Linked DNA regions of Homo sapiens: region 2 is linked to region 1. A link is an interaction called in ENCODE POLR2A ChIA-PET data of the cell type or tissue named here. Cell type or tissue: PC-9. All regions are shown on one strand. Links, peaks and the distances in the headings refer to the core of each region. The heading gives the core; the rest is flanking DNA. Region 1 overlaps MYO10 (myosin X). Region 2 has its middle 63 kb from the start of MIR10522.

Region 1 (4,388 bases), core at 312-4,311:
GGTTGCCGGGCACGGTGGCTCACGACTGTAATCCCAGCATTGTGGGAGGCTAAGGAAGGCAGGTCACTTGAACTCAGGAGTTCAGGATCAGCCTGGGCAACATGGTGAGACCCCCGTCACTACAAAAAAATTCAAAAATTAGCTGGGCATGGTGGCATGCGCCTATAGTCCAAGCTACTTGGAAGGTTGAGGTGAGAGAGTCTCCTGAACCAAGGAGGCGGAAGTTACAGTGAGCCAAGACTGCGCCACTGCACTCCAGCCTGGGTGACAGAGCGAGAGCCTATCTCAAACACAAACAAACAAACAAAAGATGCCATAGGTCTTCAACCCAACAAAGCAGTACCTGTATTTGGGGTCTTGCTGCTGGCACCTTACTGGGTCACATCCAGATGGCTTTCAGCCCTCATATTGCTTTAATTTAACTCTCCTCTCAAGGCCTTGCTACAGAACCAAAGAATGCACAGGCCTCGTTCAACCAACGCACCACAGTTTCTCCAAACCAACAACATTACCAGCCCAGCTACTTTCCAGACACAAAACATTGAAAAAGAACTTACAGGCCAGGCACGGTGGCTCACACCTGTAATCCCACCACTTTGGGAGGCCGAGGCGGGCAGATCACGAGGTCAGGAGATCAAGACCATCCTGGCTAACACGGTGAAGCCCCATCTCTACTAAAAATACAAAAAAAATTAGCCGGGCGTGGTGGCGGGCGCCTGTAGTCCCAGCTACTCGGGAGGCTGAGGCAGGAGAATGGCTTGAACCTGGGAGGCGGAGTTTGCAGTGAGCCGAGATTGCGCCACTGCACTCCAGCCTGGGTGACACAGTGAGACTCTGTCTCAAAAAAAAAAAAAAAAAAAGAACTTACAATTACAAGCTACCCCCAACAGAAAAGCGATAAGGAGGCTGAAGAGGATGAGAAACATTTAAATGACATAAATGCCTCTTTGGTCCTCTTGACACTAAGATTTTGTCTATAGAAAATTATTTCTCTCCTGCTGGGCACCATGGCTCACGCCTGTAATCCCAGCACTTTTGAGAGGCTGAGCAGGCAGATCACCTGAGATCAGGAGTTTGAGACCAGCCTGGCCAACATGGCAAGACTCCATCTCTACTAAGAATACAAAAATTAGCCAGGTGTGGTGGTGCATGCCTGTAGTCCCAGCTACTCAGCAGGCTGAGGTGGGAGAATCGCTTGAACTCGGGAGGCAGAGGTTGCGGTGAGCTGAGATCGTGCCACCACACTCCAGCCTGGGTGAGGGAGTGAGACTCTGTCTCAAAAAAAAAAAAAAAAAAAGAAAATTATTTCCCTCCTACAGCAAAATTCATTTTCATTTCTCTCCATATTACACCTCCTGTTGGGTTCAACAGAGACTTTGGAACAGACTACACTGCTAAAAACATAAATAAATAAATAAATAAGTGGGGGCAGCACTTCTGATGGCCCTGTGACTAGCCCTAGTTATATCCCTCCGTCACTGTTACGTGCTGAAATTGGAGGGGACTCTTCTCCGAGGACACAGCCTCTCCCCAGCAGTGGGTGGGCACCAGGCAGCGAGGAGTGAGGGTACCCAGAGTGTGTGACAAGCCAGCCAGGCAGTGGAGTGCAGTGGGCTTAGTGGTGGCATTGTCATTAAGTTGTTAAGTAAACTTTTCATTTTAGAATAGTTTTAGATTTTCCAGACAAGTTGCAAAGATAATACAGGGAGTCCCTGTACACCTCTCACTCTGGTTCCTGTTCTTATATCTTACATAATGTGGACATTTATCACACTAAGGAACCGACACTGGCACCTTACCATGAACTCAATGCCACACTTCATTCAGAGTTCTCCAGTTTCCACCTAATGTCCTTTTTCCGTCCCAGGACCCCTTCTGGGACATTGGATGTAATCGTCATGCTCCTTCTTTGATAGCCTTGACGGTTTTGAGAAATGCTGGTCAGGTATTCTGTGAAACATCCCTCCTCTGTGGGCTGTCTGAAGTTTTTTTTCCTGGCTAGACCGAAGGATAGTGGTTTTTGATAATGGCTCTATCCAGGGGGCCAAACCGCCTGGACAGGAACCCTGGCTTTACCACATCTTAGCCATGTGGCCTTGGACAAATGAACCTCCACGGGCCTTCATTTCCTCATCGAATGTAGAGGAAAAGCAAATACAATCTACCTCCCAGGAACTGTGGGGATTAAAGAGGCTAACTCTGAGAAAGAAGGTGAGTGGATAATCAGAAATGCTTCATGGAAAGCAGAGGTGGCCACTGACGCATTTAACAACACAGATACTGTGCCAGAGATCCAGCGCAAAGATTAGTAAGGGACACGCCTCATTCCCAGATGCCTGCAGTCCAATGGGGATGAAGTGCAAACAGATCATTGAAACTTGACACCAGGAGGACTAATGTGGGGATACACAGAGGACTGGAGCCTGCGGTGTTGGAGGGGAAGCCAGACTGCTGAGGGATGAATAGGAGAAGCCCCCACGGAGTAGAGGGAGGAAGCCCCATGTTGAAAGGTCCAATTTTCTGCAAATTAGCCAAGTGCCAGTGTAGACTAAGACACACTGTAAATTGGCTTATGCAGCGCTACTTAATCACCCTCCATAAACTATTAACAGCTCTACACAATGAAACAATGAAGACATTCACCTTTGTCCAGCACAAGAAAAAACAGTCTCAGACTAACCCGCCAAGCTCTACAAACCACTAAGGACTAAAATCACCTCCACCCTTACCAATAAAATGTGGGCAAAATTACTGTTTTACAATGCAGTATACTCTTTTCAAATTATGTTTTAAAAGAACCACACAGTAGACAAGTCATTTTGAAGGATCCATTTTTAATTCTTTCTCAGTTTGAAAGGCCTTCAGTCACTCAAAATTTGGAAATTCCCAAGATCTCCCTCAGGGGAATCAAGGGGTGGGACAAAGCAGTGGCAGGGGGGCTGCAGTGAAGACCCTGCTGCAGTGAATGGAGAATGGGCCGAGCCCAGGAGGCTGACGTCTGAGGTCTGTCCATCAAATACAGCCATGTCCTGGTGAGGCAGCTCACCGGAGGCTCTGAGGCCCGAAGCCAAGGAAGGAAAGTTCCTCCTAGTTCCTACTGGCTCCTCATCAGCTTCTCCACTACCCCTGGATGACACGCCCCATCTAGACCAGAACAAAGGCCCTCTGCTTCCCCTATCTCGTTCCCAGGAAGCCTCTCACCTCCTGAGGACCAATGGTAAGAACACCCAACAGGCTCAACCCAACAAGAGCTCCTTCCCCAGCAGGACACTGAGACACCCAAAGGAATTTCCTAGGGGTGGATTCCAGCATCCCCATCCATCCATCTCCCTCCCACCCCATCCATCCTTCCCAAATACTCTGGCCATGATGTAAGCCGCCCCCTCCCCAACACCACAACACACACACACACACACACACACACACACACACACACACACACACACACTCTGCCACCTGGTAAAAAGCCAAACTCCTGGCTAGAAGCAAGGACATGCGTGCAATAAACTTGCAAAACCCCCAGTGGTAAAGCCTTAATGCAAGGGGGGCCCTGCCGCACAGCAGGGCGGGGGCAGGGAGGAGCAGGGCAGGAGCTCCCCTGGGAAGCCAGCATGCTGCTCCTCAACCGGACTGCAGACGACAGCCCCAGCTCCTGCCCTCTCCGCCTCAACACTCCTGGCCTCGCTTCTGCTCTCTGAAAAATGGAGTCCTTCTCTCCTTCTTAAGCCTCATGGAAGGAAGGAAACTACAAGCAGAGTAATCTCAGGACTCAGAAGGCACAATCAGCAGTAGCCAGGCAAGCTCCCAATAAGCTCTCAGGTGTTTAGGTGATATGGCTCAAGCCTGTAATCCCAGCAGTTTGGGAGGCAGGGGTGGGAGGATTGCTTAAACCCAGGAATTCAAGACCAGCCTGGACAATACTGTGAGACCTTATCTCTATATTTAAAGAAATGGTCTTGGCCAGGCACGGTGGCTCATGCCTGTAATCCCAGCACTTTGGGAGGCCTAGGTGGGTGGATCAACGGAGGTCAGGAGTTGGAGACCAGCCTGGCCAACACGGTGAAACCCTGTCTCTACTAAAAATACAAAAATTAGCTGGGCATGGTAGCACATGCCTGTAATCACACCTACACAGGAGGCTGAGGCAGAACTGCTTGAACCCAGGAGGCAGAGGCTGCAGTGAGCCGAGATCGTGCCACTGCGCTCCAGCCTGGGCAACAAAGCAAGGCTCCATCTCAAAAAAAAGAAAAGAAAAAGGAAAGAAATGGTCTAGAAAGGAGGCTCTCACCCCTGTCTTTACAGCAGAATCAGACAGTACCCAGGCACCAATCCAGCTGTGCAGAAGTGGAATGACAGGAGCTGGATCTTAGCAGCCCCCCCAGGATTCT
Region 2 (4,388 bases), core at 75-4,074, 200 kb after region 1:
TTTAATTACTAGACTGAATGATAAAAGCCATCTATAGTGCTGGGCCCCGCTGGGGACCGTTTCAGAGCATCAGTTGCTCAAAAATGACTGTACCTTCCAGTGTTAAGATCTGTATCTTTGGATTCCAGAGTCAATTCAGGATTTCATCCCTGCCAGTTAATGGATATCCATGATGAACTTTTCATCTGGGTGTGCTTTTGCAGATTGCTCTTACGGGTCTAAACATATTGATTAATAGTAGTAACTGACATTTACTGAATAGTTACATGTGCCAAGTATTGTGTTAAGTGCTTCAGGTGCCTTCTTCAAGATCAAGGGGACCCTTAACCCTGGACCGACTGTAAAGCAGGTACTGTTATTAATTATTTCTAGCTGCAAAACGAGGAAGCTTAGGCGTAGAGATATTAATTTACCCAAAGCTTCACAGCTTACGGTCAGGATTTGAATTCAGGTCGGTCCGACCCTGGACCTCATGCTCTGGCTTGGAGGGCACCACCACCTTGTGTTTAGCTGTCTCTTTCTCTCTCTGCTGCTGCTGCTGCTGTGAGGCCACGGGACCTCATAAAAGCTAAATGAGATCACATCTGTGAAAGCCCTTTGAAAACTGCGACACACTGTGCAGATCGTAAGGTTTGAAGGTGAACTCCTTTTTTTTTTTTTTTTTTTTTTGAGACAGAGTTTCGCTCTTGTTGCCCAGGCTGGAGTACAATGGCGCGATGTTCACTCACTGCAACCTCCGCCTCCCGGGTTCAAGAGATTCTCCTGCCTCAGCCTCCCGTGTAGCTGGGATTACAGGCGCCCACCACCATGCCTGGCTAATTTTGTATTTTTAGTAGAGATGGGGTTTCCCCATGTTGGTCAGGCTGGCCTTGAACTCTGGACCTCAGGTGATCCGCCCTCCTCAGTCTCCCAAAGTGCTCAGATTAGAGGCGTGAGCCACCGCGCCTGGCCAAAGGTGAACTCTTTATATAACTCCAAATTGTCCAGGGGAAATAACAAACAGCCACATTGGTGGGTCCAGGAGGGAGAAATGTCAAGGTGTGTGCGTGTGGGGTCTCTCCTTGGTGTGATTAAGGGATAAGAAGTCCTGTTCATCCCAGAAGCTGGAGCTGGGGACTCAATCCCAACTGAATTTACAAGGGAGAGCTTGTCTTCTGGCCTCACACCTACTCCCAGGGTGAATTCGTTAGCACAGCATCTCATATTTTCTAGGGTAAGCATAATATGTGGCCTGAAAACCAACCCCTGGAGACCAGTCCCTTTGACTTCCAACACCTGATTTATTGGATCAAATGTCTAGCATTTCAGGCTGATTTTAAAAATGGAAACCAATCAGGAGGCAGAGGGTGCCCCTGGGATCTGAAACTGGTTTTTGTCCTCTTTTCAAGTAAGAACAAACTTAGGAGATTTATATTTAAATCAGTTGGGTGGAAACCTCATGAAGGACGAGCTAAGGTTTGAAAGTGGAAGGTGAGAAGCAAATGCATTTTCTGGGTTATCGCAGGGAGAGTTCATACTCCACTCAGCTTAGGAGAGCTTGCAGCCAGGCTTTCAGGGGCTGGATTTAAATCAACATGTTTCATGCACTAGTGGTTTTCCAAAGTGGGGTCCCAAATCCATGAGCTAGCCCAGAACATAGCTCTGATTTTTTATGGAGTTGGGCCATCTATGACTTTTATAGACCTGGGAATGTAATAGGGTGCTTAATTGTGAAAGGCTTAAGATCAGAGGTGGGGGGGAAGAGACAGGAATAGAAGAGAGAGAGAGATGAATGAATGAGGGAGAGAAGGAAGGAAGAAGCTTAGGATTTGAGACGGATGAGGAATATGTTGCCCTCAACATCAGGTTGGAAAAGAACCCAAAACCAAAAAGCAGTCAAAAAAATCTAGTATTGAATTACAAACAATATATTTGTTCTTTCACTTAAGATTCTTGTTCTTTTAATTTCCAACTTCAAGGTATGAAAATAGGCTTTCAGGCTGGGCATAGTGGCTCACGCCTGTAATCCCAGCATTTTGGGAGGCTGAGGTGGGTGGATCACGAGGTCAGGAGATCAAGACCATCCTGGCTAACACGGTGAAACCCCGTTTCTACTAAAAATACAAAAAGTTAGCCGGGCATGGTGGCGGGTGCCTGTAGTCCCAGCTACTTGGGAGGCTGAGGCAGGAGAATGGCATGAACCCGGGTGGCGGAGCTTGCAGTGAGCCGAGATTGTGCCACTGTACTCCAGCCTGGGCGATGAGCGAGACTCTGTCTCAAAATAAAAAAATAAAAAAAAAGAAAATAGGCTTGCAACAAATCATGGAAATACAAGGCTGACAGATCCTCTTAGGAAAAATCTCTAGACGTTAATCAGAAGAGGATCAGAAATTTCTCTATAATCATTGATTGTTGGAACATAGAGCAGTTTATGAGTGATTACTTATTTCTCTTAGGAGTCACTGTCACTAAATAGATCATGCCCATAAACATTAAAAAAAATTAAGTCCTGGCTGGGTGCGGTGACTCACGCCTTTAATCCCAGCAATTTGGGAGGCTGAAGTAGGCAGATCAATTGAGTTCAGCAGTTTGAGACAAGCTGGGGCAACATGGCAAGACCCTGTCTATACAAAAAATACAAAAATTAGCCAGGCATGGTGGCACACTCCTGTAGTCCCAGCTACACAGGAGTTTGAGGTGGGAGGATGGCTTAAGCCCAGGAGGTAGAGGTTACAGTGAGCTGAGATCACACTACTGCACTCCAGCCTGGGCAACAGAGCCACATCCTGTCTCAAAAAAAAAAAAAAAATTTAAAGAAAAAAAGGAAAAATTAAGTCCTAGTCTAGCTACGTTTTGACTTTCAGGGAGTCCAGATTGTTACTCAATTTAGAAGTTTAGGCCGAGTGCGGTGGCTCACGCCTGTGATCCCAGCACTTTGGGAGGCTGAGGTGGGTGCATCACCTGAAGTCAGGAGTTTGAGACCAGCCTGGCCAATGTGGTGAAACCCCGTCTCTACTAAAAATACAAACAATTAGCTGGATATGGTGGCACGTGCCTGTAATCCCAGCTACTTGGGAGGCCAAGGCGGGCAGTTCACGAGGTCAGTTCAAGACCAGCCTGACCAACGTGGCGAAAACTGTCTCTACTAAAAATACAAAAATTAGCCAGACATGGTGGCGGGCGCCTGTAATCCCAGCTACTCGGGAGGCTGAGGCAGGAGAATCTCTTGAACCTGGGAGGCGGAGGTTGCAGTGAGCCGAGATCGTGCCACTGCACTCCAGCCTGGACAACAGAGCAAGACGCTATCTCAAAAATAAAATAGAAGTTTAATAAATTCCAAAATTCTAAAGTTTTAGAATGAATTCTAATTCTGATTTAGTGACAATTTTAATACATCCTGAATTATTTCCTTTATTTAAAAATTAGCATGTTTATGGTACTGTATATCATATGCATCCCTTGTTTTCTCATTGTTATTTTACCAAGAAAAGCAAGTGTGCTTTCAGCATTAGGATATATTTGATGAGCATGTCATCCACTTGGTAGTAATGGGACTCTGAACCAGCTTGCATACGTTTATCAGACTTAGTAAGAGATAAAAACATCCTATTCTAGTCCATGGATAAGGCAGAACTAGAGTCTTAGACTTGCTTTCATCAGCTCTACTTCTGCCAGGATTTTGGCTCTTCAGGCTGTATCAAATGACAAGAGTTGGCTTTTAATATAAAAGTTCCAGTCATTGCTATTATTGAAATGCTGCCTATATTCACTTCTACCACCCACGCTTTTGAAAATTGGCAGCAGAGGGAAACTTGAACTACTCTTTAGAATCATGCAATAGAAGGAGGAGAAGTTTACCTTGTAATTGTGGGAGGAAACGGCTGAGGAAGTGTCAAACTGCATAAATCCAACAGAAGGGCGAGGCCGCACTCCACTCCGGTTGACTGCTAGGGATTATGAGGTAGCCGACATAGAGGCATGCGTTTTCATCCACATACATAGCATACATGAATTTGAGTGGAAATAGTGATGGAACAGATTTGTGCTGATTTCTAGTGGTCTGAATTTACAAAATGGAACTAATCTTTGCAGTGTTCAAGCAGAGTCTGAAGAAGGTGATTTTGGGAATGACATGAGGGTTGTAGGGACCAGCCCCCACAGGGTCGGTGGGTCTCTCCCCGTGTGCGGCGACGAGAGAGTGTAGAAATAAAGACACAAGACAAAGAGATAGAAGAAAAGACAGCTGGGCCCGGGGGACCACTACCACCAATGCGCGGAGACCGGTAGTGGCCCCGAATGTCTGGCTGCGCTGTTATTTATTGGATACAAAGCAAAAGGGGCAGGGTAAAGAGTGTGAGTCATCTCCAATGATAGGTAAGGTCACATGGGTCTCGTGTCCACTGGACAGG

Evidence for each region. Peaks named below come from ENCODE experiments on the same cell type or tissue, not always from the same donor. Only the 100,000 strongest peaks of a DNase experiment are listed, where the experiment ranks them.
Region 2: POLR2A ChIA-PET joins it to region 1 with 5 read pairs; 3 of 35 experiments call an interaction of 5 or more read pairs at or near these places.

The regions. Positions count from the first base shown.
Region 1 is chr5:16,892,356-16,896,743 of GRCh38, forward strand. All of the region lies in intron 1 of MYO10 (myosin X), which reads right to left. Among named protein-coding and RNA genes, the nearest start is that of MYO10, 42 kb to the right of the region's middle. In PC-9, for the core only: no CTCF peak of the experiment used is centred there; a DNase peak (open chromatin) is centred at 2,246; H3K4me3 peaks cover 1,390 bases; H3K27ac peaks cover 3,153 bases.
Region 2 is chr5:17,091,255-17,095,642 of GRCh38, forward strand. No RefSeq gene overlaps it. Among named protein-coding and RNA genes, the nearest start is that of MIR10522, 63 kb to the right of the region's middle. In PC-9, for the core only: no CTCF peak of the experiment used is centred there; no DNase peak of the experiment used is centred there.